Linked DNA regions of Mus musculus: region 2 is linked to region 1. The links are chromatin loops, found by intact Hi-C in ENCODE. Cell type or tissue: heart. All regions are shown on one strand. Links, peaks and the distances in the headings refer to the core of each region. The heading gives the core; the rest is flanking DNA.

What was found. Hi-C counts contacts between places; a loop is a spot of excess contacts. Peaks named below come from ENCODE experiments on the same cell type or tissue, not always from the same donor. Only the 100,000 strongest peaks of a DNase experiment are listed, where the experiment ranks them.
Region 2: it touches region 1 in a loop (1.9-fold over the local background); 1 of 42 quality-filtered maps calls a loop at or near these places.

Annotation. Positions count from the first base shown.
Region 1 is chr12:40,687,553-40,698,788 of GRCm38, reverse strand. It overlaps Dock4 (dedicator of cytokinesis 4), which reads right to left. Exons shown (of 53, transcript NM_172803.2): 13 at 5,750-5,875. Among named protein-coding and RNA genes, the nearest start is that of Dock4, 250 kb to the right of the region's middle. In heart, for the core only: no CTCF peak of the experiment used is centred there; no DNase peak of the experiment used is centred there.
Region 2 is chr12:40,783,639-40,793,393 of GRCm38, reverse strand. Dock4 (dedicator of cytokinesis 4) reads right to left here. Exons shown (of 53, transcript NM_172803.2): 31 at 5,018-5,166; 32 at 3,233-3,318. Among named protein-coding and RNA genes, the nearest start is that of Immp2l, 240 kb to the left of the region's middle. In heart, for the core only: no CTCF peak of the experiment used is centred there; a DNase peak (open chromatin) is centred at 4,393.

The DNA of each region.
Region 1 (11,236 bases), core at 4,302-8,301:
CGCTTTAATATTCTGCTCCTAAACTGTTCCCATTCCTGTGACACCCTCCTCCCATCTTTTGCGAATCCTTTAGATTAAATGAGATTCCTCTGCAAAACTAACCCTTGATGAGAAGGCAGCTTCTTCTGGTGGCATTCTACATATGCCTCTCTCCAGGAATTTTGCAACTTGCTATGTTCCAATACCGCAAGGTGCCACATTTTGCCAAAATATGCAGAAGGAGAAAGTTGAAACAAGTGCTAATTAAAATGAATGTACTTGAAGACTCTGGAGAAAACTAATGAGCCCAACTGGTGTTAGAAAAGCATCTTGGGTAATTAAGAGACAAACTGTAAAGTATGAAACGGAGTCACAGTGCCAGTGTGAGTAGCTATGTTTGTGACAGTGTTTATTAAGACCTCACATCTTTCGGATTCATTGGTTTCTCTTCTCTATAGCAGGCCCACTGGCCTGTGCACACCTAAAGAGTTCTCAAAATATTGTAGGTAAGAAAAGGGTAAAGACACATTAGTGGGAACAAAGCACTTCGGTAGATGACGTCAATAGGATAATTGATCATTTGAAGAAAATGAGTAAGATCTCTGTCAGAGGATTCACTCCTGCGTCCTCTATGCTGTCCTGGATTTGCCCTGGCGGGACACAGACATAAAATGCATGACAGCTCTATTATGTAACCACTGTATAGTGTTTTCACAGGGCCAGCCCAGTTCTTTATCTGAACATTTAAAGTTTATGGAATTAGAGAAAAGCTGTCCCTCTGTTAAGAAGAAAAAAAATATGCACATGACCTAGGATTTTCTTCTCTTTTCTTTTCTTTTCTTTTCTTTTCTTTTCTTTTCTTGTCTTGTCTTGTCTTGTCTTGTCTTCCTTCCTTCCTTCCTTCCTTCCTTCCTTCCTTCCTTCCTTTCTTTCAATTTAATTTAATTTAATTTAATTTAATTTAATTTTTTTAAAGACAAGCTCTCACTATATAGCCTTGGCTATAACTATGTAGACCAGGCTGACCTCAGACTCACAAAGATTCACCTGCCTCTGTCTCCTCCCAAGGGCTCGTATTAAAAGTGTGTGCTGCCACTCCTGGCCCTATGGAAAAATTTGAAAATCCTAACACACCTCTAGAGTCTCAAACACTTAGGTCTTAATAGTTTTAGACATGGCTATTCTTCTACAGTAGTAGTTCCAGCAACATGAACAACAACAGATCATTTTACTAAATGGCTGCTATGAGTTGGGTTCTTCACAAAGCATTTGAATGTCTACCTAGATCTTGCCTTGCATTTATAGGACGGCACTAACCATTCCATTTGATAGATGAAACTGAAGTGTAGAGATTAAGATGTGTATGTAAAGTGCTACTGGTAACCCTCTGAATAAAGAATTCAGCTACTGTCACCACAGAACACTTGACCAAGGAATTTCTCAGGCCAATCTTGAAATATTAACGTCAATCCCTGGGTCTAGTCTGACCTGTGGCTGGAAGGAAATCCTCCATCTCTCTCTAGTCACTGACATCTTCTGATTGAAAGTATACCATCTCTCCATGTGACTAGGGGTTCATATGCAACATAAGTGATGGCTCTAATGTGACCAAGAATCTTTGTGACTCCAACCAAAGCACAGTGAACTTTAGTTAAATTTGGAAAACGCTTTTACAGTATTAGGCAGACCCTGAATTTGTGATCCTTCCTTCCTTGGGCCTCAAATAGCTGGGATGCGAGGCATGAGGGATCTTGACCAAGTGCAATACATTTTTAAGTAAGATTGAATCCTGTCATAGTCATTTCTATTCATCTAACCTATTTTCTCCCAAATGAGGAAGGATTCATTCTATCTGACGCATGCCCTTCTTTACCAGTAAGTAGCAAAACATAATGCCTATATTTAAAAGAATGAAATTCCCTTTTTTTGTTTTAAAAAAGGAAACACTATGGAAACATTTATTCTATTATTATCCTAGACCTATAAATCACCAAGTTATTTGGAAAATAAATGTAAATAAATCTTAAGTTCAATATCAAAATTAGTCTCTAGATCTCAGTGCCCATGTCCTCCTAACACCTTGGCAGTTACACTTAATTCTCTTTAGGATTAGAATTTCTGAAAGATTTACAGAAAGTCCCAGAAAGTGTTAATGATGGTTTCTCTAGCAAAATGTGACAGTTTAACCAATCACTCTGTGGGAGCTCGTCTCCAGGGAACAGGACATAGGCCAAGAAGATGAAGTCAAGGGATCATGATAAAGACAATGACAGATTCACCTACAATATAAACCTAGAGTAAGAAGGAGTGAGTGCTTAAGGGGTATGCAGAGGGGAAGAGCCAGCCTCTTAGGACCTACCAGACACATCAAGAGAGCTGTTCCAAGACGTCTTGTGGAACCCAGACCTTCCTCATACTCCAGATGGCCTGGGCCTGGTTTGCATGGGGTCTGTTAAGACATTTAGGGCCAGGCTGTCCAATATAGTAACTGCTTCCATGTGGCAACTGAGCAATTGAACTGTGACTTGGCTATATAGAGAGAAATACATCAAAGTCCAGTACTCAGCAGCTTGCAGACTGAGACTGGAAAACAGTGTGAATAACTCATTAGAAAATTTTCATGTGGATTACCTACCAAGATAATATTTTGGGATGCACTGAGCTAAATAACATATGCTGCTAAAATTAATTTTACCACTTCTTATTTCTTCTTAAGCAGTGGCTACTCATTATTTGAAATTACATTTGGGCTCACCCTACATTTTTGTGGAGAGCAGTGATTTAAATATTTTGCTGTCATAGAGATCTTTCACTTGCTTGGTTGGAGTTACACCAAGGTATTTTATATTATTTGTGGCTATTGTAAAGGGTGTTGTTTCTGTAATTTCTTTCTTGGCCCATTTATCATTTGTATAAAGGAGGGCTACTAATATCCTTGACTTAATTTTGTATCCAGCCACTTTGCTGAAGGTACTTATCAGCTGTAGGAGTTCTGGAGTTGCTTATGTATACTATCCTATCATCTGCAAATAGTGATACTTTAACTTCTTCCTTTCTAACTTTTATCCCCTCATCCCCTTTAGTTGTCTTATTGCTCTGGCTAGAACTTCAAGTATTATATTGAATAGATAGAAAAAAAGTTGATGGCCTTGTCTTGTCCCTGATTTGAGTGGGAATTGCTTCATTTAGTTTGATGATGGCTATTGGCTTGCTGCATATTGTTTTGATTATATTTAGGTATATATCCTGTATCTCTGATTTCTCTAATACTTTTAACATGAAAGGGTGTTAGATTGGTGGATCTAGCCCTCCCTGCACATACATAGCAGATGTCAGCTTGGTCTTCATGTGGTTTCCGAACAACTAGAGCAGGGGCTGTCCCAAAAGCACATATGTGGGATATGTTCTTCTAGCTGGGCTGCCTTGTCTAGCCTCAGAGGGAGAGAATGAGCCTAGCATCACAGAGATTTGAAGTGCCAGAGTGGGAGGATACCAGGGGGCTCACTTCTACTCAGAGGAGAAGAGGAAGAGAGAGTGGGTAACCAGGAAAGGGGGCAGTGAGCAGGATGTAAAGTGAATAAGAAAAAACTAAAATTAAAAAAAAATTTTTTTAGCTGTCTTCCATCAGAGAATGTAGCATGAAATTTCCCTTAGAGATAGTATTTGGTTTGTATATCACAATGATAAGGCATCTTAGAAAAAGACTTTTTGTAGCCAGAAATCAGTATATTAAAATAATTAACAACAACAACAACAACAAGAAATGAATAGTTAAAACAATAGGCACTCAGTGTCTGATCCACAGGCTTGAAAGCACAAAGGCAGCCTCTCCCTCTTCCACCTTAGGATCAGGCAATAAGTCATGCCCAGTTCAACAGCAATGACTAGGAATGGACTTCTGCTTCCAGGTCTTCCAGTTTCAAAAAGAAGCACTGATAACATCCTATGGACCTGAATAAAGTTCTGTGTCCATTTCCGTCTCATTTTGCAGACAGACTGTGTGTCTGTGTTAATGAGCCTGATCCTCTTGGTGTGAGGTGGGCCTCACCTATTCTGGCCCCATCAGAATACTCAATGCAAATAAAGTCTGAAGGACAGTCTAGGAAATGAGATAGGAGGGGCCATGCCTGCAGACGGTCCACAGGCACTGTGACCAGAAATGTTATTCATAAATATTTCCTCTCTGGAACATTCAACTCAAGTTTTCACTAAGCCACTAAGCCACTGGTTAGTTTGAAAGCAACAAAGGACAGTAGAGCAGTGACTGTTTGTCACTGTATAAATTCCAGTGAGTCTGACAGCTGTACTCTGATGTTTAGGAACCTACGTGCATTGCTCTTATTTCCAGCTTGGTTGTAATAGTAAGAGGTCAAGGAAGAAAAGAAAAAAAAAGAGGAAATGATGAGATGGGTTTTCAAAAGCTTTCTTGCAGGCTCATGGCAAGCAGAGATGTGTCTGTCTGGAAGGAATGTTTGCTTGGAGAGTATGAACCATACATTACAGAGCTCTGCCAGCAAGAGGCAGAAGCAAGCCTCATTCCCAGCTCCTCCCATCATTAAAGCCAGACAAAAGCTACATAAGCACAGAGCCACCCAGACAGTTCTTCAGCCAGAGAAGTCCCATTTCATATTTTTCCATTCCTTAGTGATACAGCCCAGGGACCAAGATGAGGAATTCTCCCAGCAGCTGGCCACATTCTGCTCTAAATATGTTTTTTATATTAGATTTGCCCATCAATTTGCTTCCCAGTGGGATGAATGCTTTTCTTTTTTGTTAAGGAGGAAATACCAGTTATTTATAGCAACTAGGGGAAAAAAATGAATGGTTGCAGGAGCCACTGGATAGCATGTCACCACGTAAACAGATCTATAAACAGTCATTTTCCACAACAGTCCTGCAAGATGCGAAAGATGACTGGGCCAGGTCATTTTACAAAACCTTCCAAGCTGCAATCCCAGCCTTCCCTGCAGGAATGAATTTCAATCAAGAGATCAGTAAATGGGACAGTGGGAGATACAGAATGTTTGGGGTCTTTTCTAGGCAGGTCTGCTAGGTCTTAGAGCCAGCCTTGGCGTTGTCCCTTGGAGTTGTAACTTAGGGAAGGCTGAAATCATCAGCTCTGAAGACCCTACTGTGTAATAAAAAAAAATTAAAAAGCCATATTAAAAGATTTTATCTTTAAAGAGGTACTGAAAATATCTGTTTGGTGAAGAAATCAAATATTACAGCTTTATTTTTATATCTTCTGCTCACCCCCTCATCTCTTCCACCCTCATCACCACCTCCTTTACTATTCAGATGCGTAGATCCTCTTCAACACCTTTTAAAACTCTCAAGCAAGTTGGATTTCAATGAGCACGGCTTTTTAAGCATACATTTTTTATCACATTTTGATCCTCTACATATAACTCACCTTCTTTCGTGCTTATACTGTTCTCCATGTTTAGAAACAAAAACCAAACGAAGAATAGAAAGACCTAAGAGGATATCACCTAACATGACCTAAACTTCTCCACAAAGAGATCATATATTTTTGGATGGGATCTCAGCTTTCACTGTTATTACAGTCATAAAAGAAATACCGCCACGGTCACCAGAGTTACTTCACTTCAGATAGCACTTTTTCATTTGCTCTTTACCACTTACCTCACTTCGTTTTCCCACAGGCCCCCAGGAACACTTCAAAGCTGACAATGTGACAATTTCCTCAAATGACAAAGCAGAGACCATGCGCATCCTTCACCATTGTGGGGCACACCGAGTCACCTACCAGGCATGATAATGTCAGAAAAACCCAGCTTCCGCGTTATGGACACTCCGTGAGAGAACACTGAGGAGTATTCTCTTCTGATCTGTTCAATGTCTCCGTGTAACAGTTGGAGGGAAACTGCTAATCCTGAAACAGAGGAGAGACAGGCCAGTTACCATAAGTGACCCGTGGTCCATAAGAAGCAGGTGCGGCCCCGCAAGCTCAAGCTTAACGTATGAGGTTTTACTAGCCACGCAGAATTGATAGAGACTAGGAAGGATCTGTAGGTAACGCTCTTCCAACGTCGACACTGGAGTTTCCCGGTTTCTAGGAACTGGAGAATCACTGGCAGGAGGTTAAGAACAGGAGGCAGGTTTCTAGCCATGGCGCCCTGGCTGTCAGAATGTGGCTCTTTGGCAGCCTTACCCTTTCTCAACCCTACACTGCCTCGATATGATCTATCAAATAGTACAAGCCAGGACACAAACCTTAAGATATAGGCATTCAAGAGGTTTGTTTTAAAAAAATAATAATGATTTTTCTTGACATTAAAGCAACAAAAGTAATTGGAATAATATCAAGGCTACATTCTTGATTTGATATAATACAGAGACTCAAAGTGGCATGATTTTCTGAGACTTTATTAAGACACGGGATACTATGACAAACAAGAAGGAATCCAGTCAGTTTAAAATGATCTGTTTTTCTTCTTTATCCCAATTACAGCGAAATTATCACAGCAGGACATGCACAAGAGCACATTTACTTCATATGTAATTTTCTCAATTCTAAGGCAGAAGCAACAAAAAGGAGACTAATGGGGAAATGCTAGTCCATCACTTCAAAGACACAGCATCGTCTTCAATTCCCTCCTCTTTTCCTCATTTTTAAAACAAGAAAGACAAAAACCCTCTCCCCTGTATCAGCAGGAGAAAATGAAACCTCTCAGAGTGACTTTTTTTTTCCTTTAAAAAAGTGAGTCTTTTTTTTTTTTTTTAAAAACCTGCACTCAGTCTAAAGTGAGGTAGGATAATAGAGTAAAGAAGATAATACAGCCATCTACAGATGACCTTTAATCTAAAACATTATTTGTCCTGAATAACCCAGTCATTCATTTACAGTACTACAATGTTCTCTAAAAATCGATATACAAATGACCTCAATTACACTGGAAAAAAAAAAAAACCCTGCAAATCTTATGTGCAACACAGGCCCATGAGGGTTTTCCTTTTATTCTCCATAAACAATATGAAAAAATACAGAATAGTGAGAGGTGTCTTATTGACTTGTTTGTTTTAAAACAGTGTTCATAAGGAAGAAGAGAACTAGAAAGGAAGCCCCGCCCCAGGCTTGTCTCATAGGATGTGTGCCTCAGAGAAGGGCTGTGAGAGTTAAGTCTAGCAGGCTTCAAGACTTTGTACCTGCTCTGCACTTCTCTGGAACTCTCCCTTCTTTATCCCACCCGGCCCAGCTCATATGGAGCAGAAGAGGTGGACGATCAGCCCTTCCATAGTCATGAGGACTGAAGTTAGAAAGAAGCCAGCCATCTGGACTAGTGGATGGATGGCAACCCGCAGAGCAGCTTCAGGATACTTCATAGGACAATCAGATTCCTTTCAAAACCCTGCGGCCAGGGAACAAACACCAGGCAGCACGGGTTCTAATCTGTCTGACCTAGCTGCTCTTCTTCCTGACTCCAGGCCCCCACTGCCCCATCATGTCATCACAGGCTGTTCATTTCCCGATATTGTCCTTTAGCCTTCAATTCCCACACCATCACCAGCAGCATCACCAGGAGCTGGAGTGTGTAGAAGACCCACATGTGCCACACACAGTTTCATAAAACAATGATTCCCGCTGGGGAAGGCACTGTTTGAAAGTCCCAGAATTCTTAGAGAGTGAGATGGAGTTGACACAGATCTTGAGATTCTATTATATTTTTCAAATGACAATTATCTTATCAGGACGTCTGTGGAAGGGCCTGATCTGGGACACTTGCAGCACCATGTGGCAAATACAAAGAAAGAAGGGGAAAATCTCTGCAAGAAGGAAAAATCATAGACCGTCATTTTCAGGATAGGAGGAGGAATGGGCAAAACCAGCTAGGATTCCTGTTTACCCAATGGGTGCCACATTTATTTAGCCTTCAGTCTCTTCCCCTTCCACACTTCCTTCCTCCTTCAATACCTCCTTAAAACAAAAACCAACCAAACAAACAAAAAACAAAAAGTGAATTCTTTCTAGAGAATTAAATAACAAAAAGGAAAAAAAAAGCACTTAGAGATAATGGAATCCTGGAGAAATTAAAGAAGATGTGAGAAAGAGAAAGTGCCCTGTCAGGAGAGAAAAGGATGGAGGGAGAGCAATAATGCACAGGAGATGCATTGATGTCTAGAGAGCAAGTGACATGGAGAAGGGAGGGCAAAAGACTGAAGGGTGTCAAGAAAGCAGCAGGCAGGGGGCAGCCAGGATGTCAGAAGGGAACTCCAAAGTGATGGGGGAAACCTAGAGAAGACAGGATGGGAAAAGGAAAATTACTTACATGCTGGATACATTCTAGAAATTAGAAAAATAGAGAAAAAAGTCCTAACTCTGGTTAATTTCACTATCCTAGTGACAAAAATTGGTGCTAGTGGGGGCAGTAATTGTCATTTGCAGTTGACCCATGTTCTCCAGAATGAAGAATTCACAATCAAGAAGTGGAAAAGTCAACTGAATGGAAGGACTGGCTACAAGACACAAGCCCTGCTCCAAACAGTTAGGCTTCCCCACATACTACAACTCTTCACTACAGAACAACTAAGCTATGAAAACAGACTAGGCTCTCTCCCAAGTTCCACAAGTTTCCCACTAGCCATATATTAAGTAAGTACGCCTTTAATCTAGCCTTGGTGATCCATACCCTCGATCCGAGCACTGAGGAAGTGGAGGTAAGAGGATGAGGAAGAAACTCAAGGTTGTTCTTAGCTATGAAGCAAGTGTATAATTTCAGCAAACAAACTAAAATAAAAAGACAACACATGGTGCCAGCAGCTGGGCCACAAGAAGCAGCTCCACAGAAACATCATGACATTTCTATTTATTTTGTCATCATAGAGATTGTTGATGTTATTTTTATAGTGGTCCTTAGTTACTGTGACCCTACAACCACACACTGAATAAATCAGAACACTATCAACAGAATATCATCAGAACACTATCAACAGAATGGGTAAAAAATTGCTCATCACTACAAAGGGGAGTTTTGACAAATATTTACATACTGATGTAAAAAAAAAAAGAACAGGAGAAGACTGAAGACTGGCTGAGGGTAAGTGGAGCTGGTAGGGGGATGGGGGACACGCGAAGACTTCTGGAAAGGATAGAAAATTTCACTTAGATTTTCAAGGTTCTCACCACACCAAACAAACAAACAAACAAATAAATATAAGCATGTGAGATGACATATACATTAAGTACCTTCATTTACTCATTTCATAACGTGAACATAAATCACAGGATCACATTTACAATGTAATCCCATATATTTTTTATTTGTCAATTATATTTAATGAACCCAAGTGGGGGAAAAAGAGAATTTCTTAATCACTTTAGGTATTCAGAGCTTAGTTTAATCTTTCAGGGCTACTCATTCATGCCAGTGGGAAAGCTCACAAAAGAGGAATTGGCTTTCTATTTCCATCCTTGCTACTTTACTATCTAGGCATTCTCAGAGGTGGTCACTTCCAAAGTTCGGTCTGTATACTTTTCTGGATTCCTACCATTGTTTGATATGATCAGTATGGGGATAGGTAGCTTATGGTGTAAGGAGGCAGAAGAGAGAATACAAGGATGTATACCACAGAATTTCTGGTCCTAAGGAATTGCTAAGTCAAGATACATATAAGTTAACAGACAATAAGATAGTTGGGGCAAAGTATGAGTGCAATATACAGAAAATTATTGCTGAGAAGATTTTTAAGTTGAGAGAAAAATTATACAGAGCTCTATGATAACCGATAAAATTAGCCAAAAAACTAAGTTACTTTTAGTTTTAGAAAATATATAATGTTTTACAATCTCTCTTTTTTTTCTTTCTAGCCCTTGATGTAAGTTATTCTTCACTGTTAACCTGACTAGATTGAGAATCACTTGAGAGACACACATTTGCTTTGAGAGTGGTTCCAAAGAGGTTTACCTAAAGAAGGGAAGATCGACCCTGAATGTGGATTGTATTTCCTACACACCAGCGGGCTGATGTCTTGGACTGAATAAAGAGGAAAGGGAGACATTGTGCTTAGCATCTGCATTCATCTCTCTTCCTGACTGAGGACCAACTGTACTCAGTGGCTTCCTGTTCCTGGTATCATGCTAGGATGGATCAAGTCGCCTCTGAGATTACAAGCCAAGACGAACCTTCTTTTTAGTTGATTTTGTCGGGCATTTTGTAACAGCCTCAGGAACAGTACCCAAAACTACGTTCAAAGAGAGCTGGCTCTGGGAGGCATGTTGCCCTTACTAGAAGAAACATCATCATCAATCTGAGCTTGCATGGCAGCCTCGACATTTGCTCCAATTAGAAAGACCTGCTGTGTAATTTTAAGCAAACGCATAGTCATTAGTTAATCTGGAGTCTGCCAAACAACAACAACAACAACAAACAAACAACAACAACAAACCAACCAAACAGACAAACAAAGCAAACCCTAATCAACCCTGAAACTGTATTATTCATTATCATGCTCAGAGAACAGCAGCAGCATAAAGAAAGGCTGAGGCTCTGTTGACTGGCGACTCTCATTTTATGGGGACTAGAGATAACTCATTTTAGAAGATGGCTCTTCTTAGGCTTATGAAATTCTGCCTTTTTATATTGAAAGTGGCAAGCACAGCATGAATTTGTAAGAAGCAGCCAGATTTGATTTTAGGTTACATCAGCCATTTTGTCACTAATGAACCAAATAACAGATAGCTGTGAATACACAGCAATGCAAAATGGAAAATCATGACAAACATTTACTAAATATATGCTATTAAGTGTACCATTTTAAAAAGTGCATGAGAAGGCTGAAGGATGCTGTCTCAATGTGGAGTTCTCCATGCTTCGGTTCCCATCTCCAAAATATAAACATAATGACATAAATTTTACAAAACTTTTTAGGTAAAGCCTGATAGGAATTGCTCTAAAACGGTAGCAGGGGTGGCTGCAACTGTCGTAGAGTTGCTATTGGATACTGATCTGTCATTCATTTCTCCCTTATTCTTCCCAGCCACGAAAACCAACAAACTAGGTTCCATTCTACGTTGCAAACATTTCCCAATTGCCATAAATTGAGGAAACACTCCTTTTACCTATGCTTGGTGGTCCATACCCACAATCCAAGCACTCAGGAGGTTGGAGGCAGGATGAGGACCCAAGGTTGTTCAGCTACAGAAGCAAGTTCAAAGCTAGTCTTGGGTACACAAGACCCTGTCTTGGGTCAGAGAGGCAGAGGATGGGGAGGGAAGAATAAAATATAACAAACAGAA
Region 2 (9,755 bases), core at 2,806-6,805, 96 kb before region 1:
TGCCAATCATGCAGGATGCTGCAGAAATTTCTCCAAGTGACAGCCCACATCCCACATACTCAGAGGCTAAAACCAAGTAACTCAAGTTAAGTAATAATTTTAAAAATAGACAGAGGCTTCATTTATGACTTTCATTAATTCACAGCTTCCCATGTAGTCAAAAATCAGAGCTACATCATCCTCTCAAAAGAGGCAGAGCTGTGCACACCCTTCAGTGACTCGAGACCAAATGTTAGGAGCAAGTCTAGAGCCTTGCCCATCTGCATCCTTGGTTAGGTTTATTCCTTCGTTTGGGGATCTTCCCGCTTTACACTTCCCCTGATACAACCCGAGGAGGCTATCAACACAGGGAAGCGGTCTTTCTCGATACCTTGGATGAGACTGGATGTTTTCTCCTGGTCTGTAGCCACGCTCTAGTGCCTGTGTGGCGTATTCTGAGACCTCATCTCATAAAGCAAGAGACAGTTTCTCACAGTTTTGTTCCGGATTTTCCAATGGTATTCTCCCATCAGATGGACAGAAGGACAGACTACAGTCTTGCTTACCATGAAGGAAATGGGGCTGGACTATGGTAGTTTTATTTTCAATCTGGTTTTCTGTATCATACCAGGCTAATGCTGAGAACACTGTTCTGACATATATGCTGTCCTTGAGCAACCCAAACAGCAGACTGGGATACTTGAGGCATGGTGTTATAGAATTAATCTCCCAAATCCAAACAGTGATGAAACATGTGACCCTTGCTTAAGGATTTCGGAATAATTTGGAGTTGTGGAGGACAGGACAGAGTGTAGGGAGAACTGAGACGGATGCCACTTTCCTTTGCAAAGCTAATTGGGTGCCTCAGGGTAGTGGCAGCTCTGCTGCACCTCCCCAGTGTTAGAACCTCTGTGGTATCCTCGCTCAACCCAAGCCTGCCTGCACAAAGGCCAGATCATAAGTTAAGAGGAGCCAGTAATGCAGCGGATAAGCTCCGAGGCCTGATTTTGAGTATCTCACAGTGTGGTCTGTCGGCCTCGGTTGCAGTGTTTTCAAAAATAGGGAATCCCACTGTTACAAAAAGCAGAGATAATGAGCACAAATGCAGACGCTGTGGGGAGTTACTGAAAGTGAGAGGGATTCTTGGCAAGCCTACGACACAGAGACTCAAAGTCTCCGTCTAAGGGCTGATTTCCCAAGCACAGCATTCAGAAGCAGGGAGTGTCTTCCAGGCTTCCATCTTCTCAACTAATTTTATCAAGTTTTAGGCATGAATTTCAGAGTAAATGAGAATCTATGCCTTCCTAATTCATAACGTGTGCAGCAGCTCACCATGATTACACTAATCCACTGTGATTGTTAGCCCCGCAAATAAAAGGACTTTATTGTTTCCTTGAAATCCACTTGAATTCTCACTTTCTTTCCTGAGACAAGGTAGTAATGCTATTTAATTGTCACTTTGAATGTGCTTTATTACTAATATGCTGACTATAAAAGCATTAAAGAAAAATATTTATAGCCCTTTTAAACTTTATTTTTATTATTATGATTTTTTTTATGTTCTAGTAATATGTTAAAAGTAAACAAAAGAATCCATTGAACAAATCTGGTCCCTTAAAATATAAAATAATTATAGAGGTTTAATTATTACTTTGATTCTAGTGTCAACGTACATCTTATATTTCACAGTCATATTTATATAAAAGCAATCCAAACTGCAAATTATCAGCCCCTTACTAATGTAGATAAGAGGCATTAAAGAAACAGAGCATGCATTTATTAATCTTATGAATTCATTATAAATAATTAATCACAAATCTCAAGGGTTTCATTCCACCGAATGCTTTTGTATTTTAGCTCTTTGTTCTAACCAAGGACTAGGAACTGAAACGAAAGCATTTTTTCAAAGGCAATTTATTATGTTGGATGAGGTTTTAATCTGAATTCTTGCTAAACTCCAGCTGTCGTAAAAGACAGACACTTTGTAAACAAGAATGAACAGGGAGCTTGTGAATAATTAGCAAAAGTTTTGGCTGAATTACAGTATCAAGAGAAAATGGCACTCGTTGTTCACAATGTAACTGATTACCAAATGAAATCCCCGAAGCCTTTCTTTTTCCTTTCTACATAGTTTTCCTGAAAGCTCCAAGAATGACTATAAATCAGGCAAGCTGAAGACTCCCCAACCTATTGTCAAACCTTTCAGTTTTAAGATAGCATTCTTAAAACCCACACATCCAGAGTTGCACAGCTGCTAATTAATGAATGTAAAGTCAACTTGGACTTGCACTTGGCTATGAGCGCCACTTAGGTGATGGTTGGGCATTAATACCAACACAGGTGTATTTTCTAGGAGAGAAATGTATTAGTTTTACACTCTTGAAAGAAATCAGAACATTTCCCCAAACTCAGTGTGCTAATCTTCTCGGTTAAAAGAAAAATACGTTATAAAAATACTAGGTTCAAAATGACTAAGATCTATAAGATCATAAAAAAACCCACAGGCCAGGTGGGAAGTCCCAAAGCGCTGAGACATTATCATGCCTCAACTCTGGCTATTCCTACAGTTAGATGATACTTGATACAAGCAATCCATCCTGAGACTGTGATCACATTGGATCACTTGGGACCATCTAGAAGTCCCTTCCTAGAACTCCATTCTTTTTTTTTTTTTTTTTTTCCTATTCTCTTTGCAAATCCCAAACACCAAATTTACTAGAAATGACTTGCTTTGGTGGCAATCTAATAAGCAGCACTGGGGAAGTATTTAACAGTCCCAAGCCAAAAAAAATGGTCAGCATGGAAGCAGGTGCTGATCATCAGGCACAAACGAAGTTAATTTTCTAACAGCAAATCAGCCAGAGTCATACTTTGGAAAACACTGTATACAAATGTTATAATCACACACTTTTCTCCTCTCCCACTCATAACTCTCTTTAAAATCATTATCTTATAACAATGGCCTTATTTTCCCTTGAAATTACCAAGCGTGAAAAGAGTGAGCTTTGTTATGTAACATAGGCAACCTGTCCTAATCGGAGATTAAAATAAGGAGACATAACTAATCATCAACATAATAAGATCCACTTGCTAGAGGTAGGCAATTATCCTTTATTTCACACTCCACAAAGACAAAGCTCTCCTATGAGACCCAAGCTGTCTCTGTAGCTCTCGTCTACTGTGGTGCAGAACGGCTCAGGACCGACACCAGATGTCCTGAATAGAACCAAGTGGAGAGAAACACATTACTCACATACTGTTGAAGAGCTCACGGTACGTTTCATCACCTTTGCCCTCCGACATCAGGCTGTCCAATTTGTCAATTAGCTTGGCCTCCACCTGAAATACACCCAAATATCACTCTCCTTCCTCCCACTTCCCATGCAAGATTTTTAGGCAAATTGGTATGTATTTCTTTATGCCAGGGGAAAGCCGTGATACACTTTGTCAAAGTGACATTGTCAGCCATGGTTAATAGCAAGCCTCCCTTTGGAATTCTAGGGGACTAATTTAGATGCAGTCAACATGACTTCATACTCCTGGCTAGCTAGCTTCTTCTGCTGCCAAGGACAGCATCTATCTATCTGGGATCCCAACATAAATGCTAGCAGCCCAATTTAAATGTTTCGGTTCTTCTTTTAGGGACTATAAAAACTGGCAAGTCCCATTTCTTTTTCTTTTTTTTTTTTTACATCACTATATCTGAGAACATCAGCAAACTAGCATGCCCAAATACATTAATTTAAATCTTAAATGTGCTTTTTATCTGTTTTCTTTCCTAAAACAGTTTGAGGTTGCACTAAATCTTTGCTGAAGTTGAGAATCCATCCTAGCCATGTACAGATGGTAGAGCCACAGAAATAGTCTAAGTCAGCAGTAAGCGGCAGGAGAGTGAAAGGACATATTTCCTGAAAACTGTAGTCAAAACATTTATATTTTCAAGGACATAAATTCTTTATAACTTGAATATCAGAAAGGGAAAAATTTCCCTTTATCTAAACGAGGCAAGAGAAAATGACAACCTTTAGCCAGTGTTAAAGCAATTTGGGCTTGAGACGAATATTCAACTTTGTCAAAGGACTGAGCCCAGTTATTTCTTTAAAGCAAATGTCAATCAGGAGATAAAGATAAGAGGGAAGGAAAGTGGGACCCCCTACCAAGCACAGTGTGTTCATAGCTTTTCACTCAGCCATTAGCTTTCTTAAAAATAAATGTATATACGAATAACAAGAGAAATGCCCACACTCTTGGCAATAGGAAAGGTCTATGCATGCAATCAAATTGCTTATACAGATGACAAGCACTTTTCTGAGGTTTGAAGAAGGCCTCATGTGGAGAAGTATGGAGGTGGGCCACATCCTGTGGGTAAGCAAGTTTGAGAAGTCAATATGTGAGAGCATGTTTTTCCTACTTCCCCCAACAGACTTGGACCAGCAAAAGTGGCTGATTCTTTACAGATCTGATTTTGCAATCAGGATGTCTGTCTTCCTCAAACTGGAGCACCACTATTAGAACCGAAGTCAGCAAGAAACGATAGATTCATCCCCTTGGAATTTCCTTTGTGAGATTTTCCACTGCTTTCTCCTTCAAATTAATTTTCATTGCTCCAAGCTAAGAGCAATAAAACACACTGTGAATCAAATGCTCAGAGCTAAGCCATTCAGCAAACACAATGTGCAGACCACTGAGAACTCAATGGCTGAAAGAGTCATTAACCTTCCAGTTCCTCTGAGTCCCGGCCAGCTGGGAGCAAACAACCCTCTCTGTACATTCTTAAATACAGATCTGGAATGTCAAAGAATTTTGTTTTTGGTGAAAGGAATAAGATGGGATTCCAGGGTTTCCCTGGAGGCTCAGGGCAACAAAAAGCCAGAGGCATGTATCCAAGGCTATGTGGTACAGGGAGAACGGGTTCACCTGGTTCTGGGGCCATTGAACCAGTGTTCATTTCTCCACAGAGAGATGAATGGAGAAATTGTGAAGACGCCAGACAGGGAAGTGACACCCCCTGTCAGTCCTGATGAGCAATACTGCCTACCTGTTTAAAGTTGCCACTCCTTCTTTGCTCCCAGTCCATCATATCGTGAAAAATAGGAATCATGACATTCCGGAGATCTGGCTGGGGTATCAAGGTTACTTCCAGAAAGGGCCCAATCAGGGCAGGGATGAAATGAAGTTTGTGTTCTCCTAAATTAAGCAAAATGTTCGCGTTTCAGTATATTAGGTTTTAATAAGACTTCAAAAAGATTACTATTAAAAAATTTAGTTAAAACTAGTATCATAAAATACTGAACTACAGTTATCGCCCCAGATAAGAAAAGAACCCATAGCATACAATTAAAATGGCAGAAATAGAAATATTTTAGTAGTGTACATGCTTGTAAAAAAATGGATGCAGTTAATATAAAAGAAACTGGAGAGATGGTTCTGTAGTTCACATCACCCAGAAGCCACATGGTGGCTCATAAGCTCCTGCATCAGCAGTCCCCAAATATCTGATGTCTTCTGGCCTTTGTGGCATCAGGTGTACACTAGGTACATAGAAATACAAGTACACAATACTCCTACTCACAGAATATATGGAAAAAAATACTAAGCTAGAGGATATCCCTAAGGAAACCACAGCTGTTATCTCTGGGTGGTAAAACTGCAAATTCTTTTATGTAAGAAAAACTGGCTTCTGTTTGTATTTTAAAGAAAAATAAATACATAACACACAGCCTAAACAAAAGTCTAAATGCAACCCCCTCAAACTTATTTCTGAAAGGATTAAAACATAACAGTATTGAACCCAACTGGTGTATAAGCAAATGCTAAGAGGTATGATAGCCAGGATTCAGGACAAAGGAGGGCAGGCAGCAGCAGGGACACAGGTGACAGTAAGAAAACTACATGCCCTGAAGGATACATTCTTTCTCAATATCAGGGCTAAAAGCCTATGATGCCAAAGTTCCAATCTAGGAACCCTAGGACAAGCTCGGGGGTTGAGCTGAGGGTAGCTGGCTTCATGGAAGACAGCATTTCCTCTTTAGATACAATCATGCAAACATTTTCTGATTTATTCTATTGCAAGATTCTTATTATTTCCTATGCTCAGACCATGAGCACTTCCATCATGATGAAACTCTCCCTGTCCCAGTAGCATGGAAGGAATACTACTTCTTATAGCTGAACATTTTAGTCTAATCTAATTTTAGTTAATACAAGCTTTACTGTTTCCCATGATAATCCCATGAGTGAACAGAGGTGTTCAATATCTTCCTTTTGTACCCTGTGATCCACTGATCCACAGAGTCCATGAAATCCTTTAGGTCTCTCCTTTCCTGGGTAAGACATTATCCCAGTAAAAATAGCTGTGAGTTTTCAACTCCTTACATGATTATAAACAAAAAAAAAGGAAAGTTGAAATGAGTACCTCTTTCCAGAATATGTTTTGGCAGGTGACAAATTATGAATTTTGTTCAGAGTCTAGAAATTTGGGTAGTCTTTTAGTATAGATTTTATATTTGCCTCACTAATACAGTCATTAATCTACTTTTTTCAGGGCCTCAAAACGTAGGCATGCCTTGTCTGATTTGAACAATCTATAACTTGCAAACATAAAACACAACAAACACTGAGACTACTGCAGAGATGCACGTCAAGAATCAAGAACCACTGAGGATGGTATAGCTCATTTGGCAGGGAAACTGAGGGAAGCAGTTTGGACAGGTTCTTTCACTTGATTGGGGCATAAGCAGCAGCTACCCCAGTATACAAACAGAAGGAACTCCTGGAAACAGCACGGGCATGATGTTACATCTGAAAGTGTAGTTGAGGTCTGGGGGAAACAGCTGTGGCAACTTGGGTAATGCACCGTGTTGGATGGAAAGGCAGTGGGACTCTTCAGCTGTGTGTGGGAGTCCTTATTACCAGGTTGTTTTGCAGAAACATGACTTTGGGGGACAAGGAAAAGATGTGCTATAGTGGGAAAACTGATGATAATTTATAATAGACTTTGGCCCCAAAGCATGAGCCATGGCAATAGGCACAGGAGGTCAGAATGGAGGGACATTCGAGATGTAAAGCATTAGCGAGAGTAAATCTAGCTACTAAATGAGATATAGTTAAAGAAGGAACAGGGACTAGTTTATATGGAGGAGGATAATGACTTCTGCTTGAAGCTCTTTTGAGACATTCTCATGTGCATAACACTACCTAGTCCCAAAAGTCAGATTAGGGCTCAGGAACTTTGCAGAATTGTCAATGAGAAATAGGACTTGGTATCACCAAGTGGATGAAATAGCTTTGGGCGGGGGGGCAAAGACACACACACACACATACACACACCAAATCTTGAATACAAAAGTATAAGACAAGAGAAGGCACCAGCTAATGAGATGGTAGATATGTGGACTAATAGAGAAGAGAAGGCTTTTGCAATTAGGGAGGGACAAGAGTAGCAAAGTTGGTGTCTCAGTAGTAATGTCAGCCATCACTTGTAAGCACTTGCCCTGTGGCAGGTAGGCATTTGACTACTTTCTATGCATAATTCCATTAATTTGCCATGACAACTCTAAGCAGTGGGAACTGCTACTTCCATATGCAAAGAAGAAAGAAAAGTTGCAGGGCCTTAAACAAGTTGCTTGACTAACCAGTTAACTTAACTAGTAGCCCGTTTTGAGGGCGGCTAGCATCTGGGTCCACCAAGCAGGTTAGCTTTAGTTTGAAACAGCAGTCCTAAGAATGGGACCAACACAGGCCTTTGGGTTTGGCAGAAGAGGAATAAGACGGTAAGCCTAGTCATGAATCAAAGGGTAGAAAGAAAAGACCGAGGAGGCAAGTACTGCCAAGTATCCTCTCAAAGTTGCTAGAGGGTGAGGCAAAAACAGATAAGACTCACTGACCACTTTAGAGCATTCTATCTTTTGGAATAGGATCCTTGTCTGTCATCCCACAACCTCCTATTCTGGCCTCAGGAACAAGCAAGAATAATCTTACTCTTGTCCAAATACCAACTTCATTTCTGGAATCAACATAAGCCATAAAAGACTTTTCTAGAAGGGTCTTTAAGGAACAAATGTGTTTCAAGTCTTCAAAAACCATTTTCCTACTGAATGGAAAGAGTTCCTTTGAGACTAAAGTTAGCTCTCAGAGCAAAATGCAGCTAAGAATAGTGAGCCTGGATGTTCTCTCTAAGAACTCATGCCCCAAGCCAGGTCTATCAGCAGGCCTCCTAGCTATACAAGAGAGCATGCATTTCTTTGTGTCTCTCTATCTCTGTCTGCCTGTCTGTCTGTCCTGTATCTCCCTCCCTCTCTCTCTCTCTCTGGCTTCTCAAGACAGGGTTTCTCTGTGTCCTGGAACTTGCTCTGTAGACCAGGCTGGCCTCAAATTCACAGAGATCTACCTCCCAATTTCTGGGATTAAAAGGCATGCTCTGCCATCATCCAACTGATCGTGTATTTCTTAAGACAAGATTCATTTGGGAGTTCTGGGCTTTACTTTGTCAAATGCAACCTGTATATATCTGATGCACCAGCTAGAATAAAGATGCCTGTTCCCTCAAAAACCTCATGAACAGTATCTTGCCTGCCCACTAGAGACCAGAATCACAACAGGATGAGACAAGGGGTAGTAGCACCTTGAACTCTGTCAGGATTTCCACATACCTGAATGGGTTTCTAGACAGAGGCCACTAGTTTGAACTACTTCCTTTCTTGGAGATACCTAGAGGGCTTCATATTAAGAACTTTTCTAACAGTAGTAATAATGTGTTTGAAACGTCTCCAATCAATGTCCTTACCCTTTCCTGTGTCTGGAATGCCCTATAGGTCAGAGATCCTCATGATCTCTATTATTAACACATAGAATCCTGGGGCACTTGTCAGGTCCTTTCTTTGGGAACAGGAGTCCCACATGGACCTCACATGGTCAGGGTTCATCACAATTCATCACAATTGGGAGTGGTATTGACTTTGCCTTGTCTTTAGTTTCAGTGAGAATTAAAGTGCTTAACCAGGGGCTGGAGAGATGGTGCAGTAGTTAAGAGATTAGATCGTATAGAAGGTGTATGCTCAGTTCTCCACAAACATGGTGGCTCACAAGCATCCATAACTCCAGTTCCTGGGTATCTGATGCCATCTTCTGAACTCAGGCACCAGGCACACACACAGCACACATACATAAGTGCAGACAAAATATTCATTCACAAAATGAAACAAATAAATATAAAATAATAAATGATAAATGCTTTAAGAAGGGCTTTGAGAATAGAAACCCAGTCCTGGATACAATCTTTCAGCCCTGCCCATATAGAAAGTCCTTTTTATATCAGTGAAGTCACAATACAGCCCATCACGTATCACTGAGGTTTCATCAATGGTAACTGTTTTTTGTTTTTGTTTTTTTACCATCTTTACTTTATTATTATTATTAAATTAGTTAATTGGCGTGTGTGTTTGCATGCAACATGTGGAGGTCAAAGGTCAGCTCTCAAGTGTCTGCTCCCACCATTCACCATTTAATTCCAGGTCATCGTAACTCAGGCTCTCAGGCTTGGCGGCAGGTGCCTCTACCCACTGAGCCATCTCCCTAAGTATCTCATCCATACCCATAATGCATATGGAAGGCACTTGTAACTTTCTCTTACATATTCCTACCTGCATTTCCGACCCAGATAATCCTTTCCCTTTCCCAAAAGACTGCTTTGTTTTCCTTAACACAGCAAGAATATCTCAGGAGAAACTTCCTCATTCATGTAAATTTGTAATATTTTCTTCCAAAAATGAATGCTC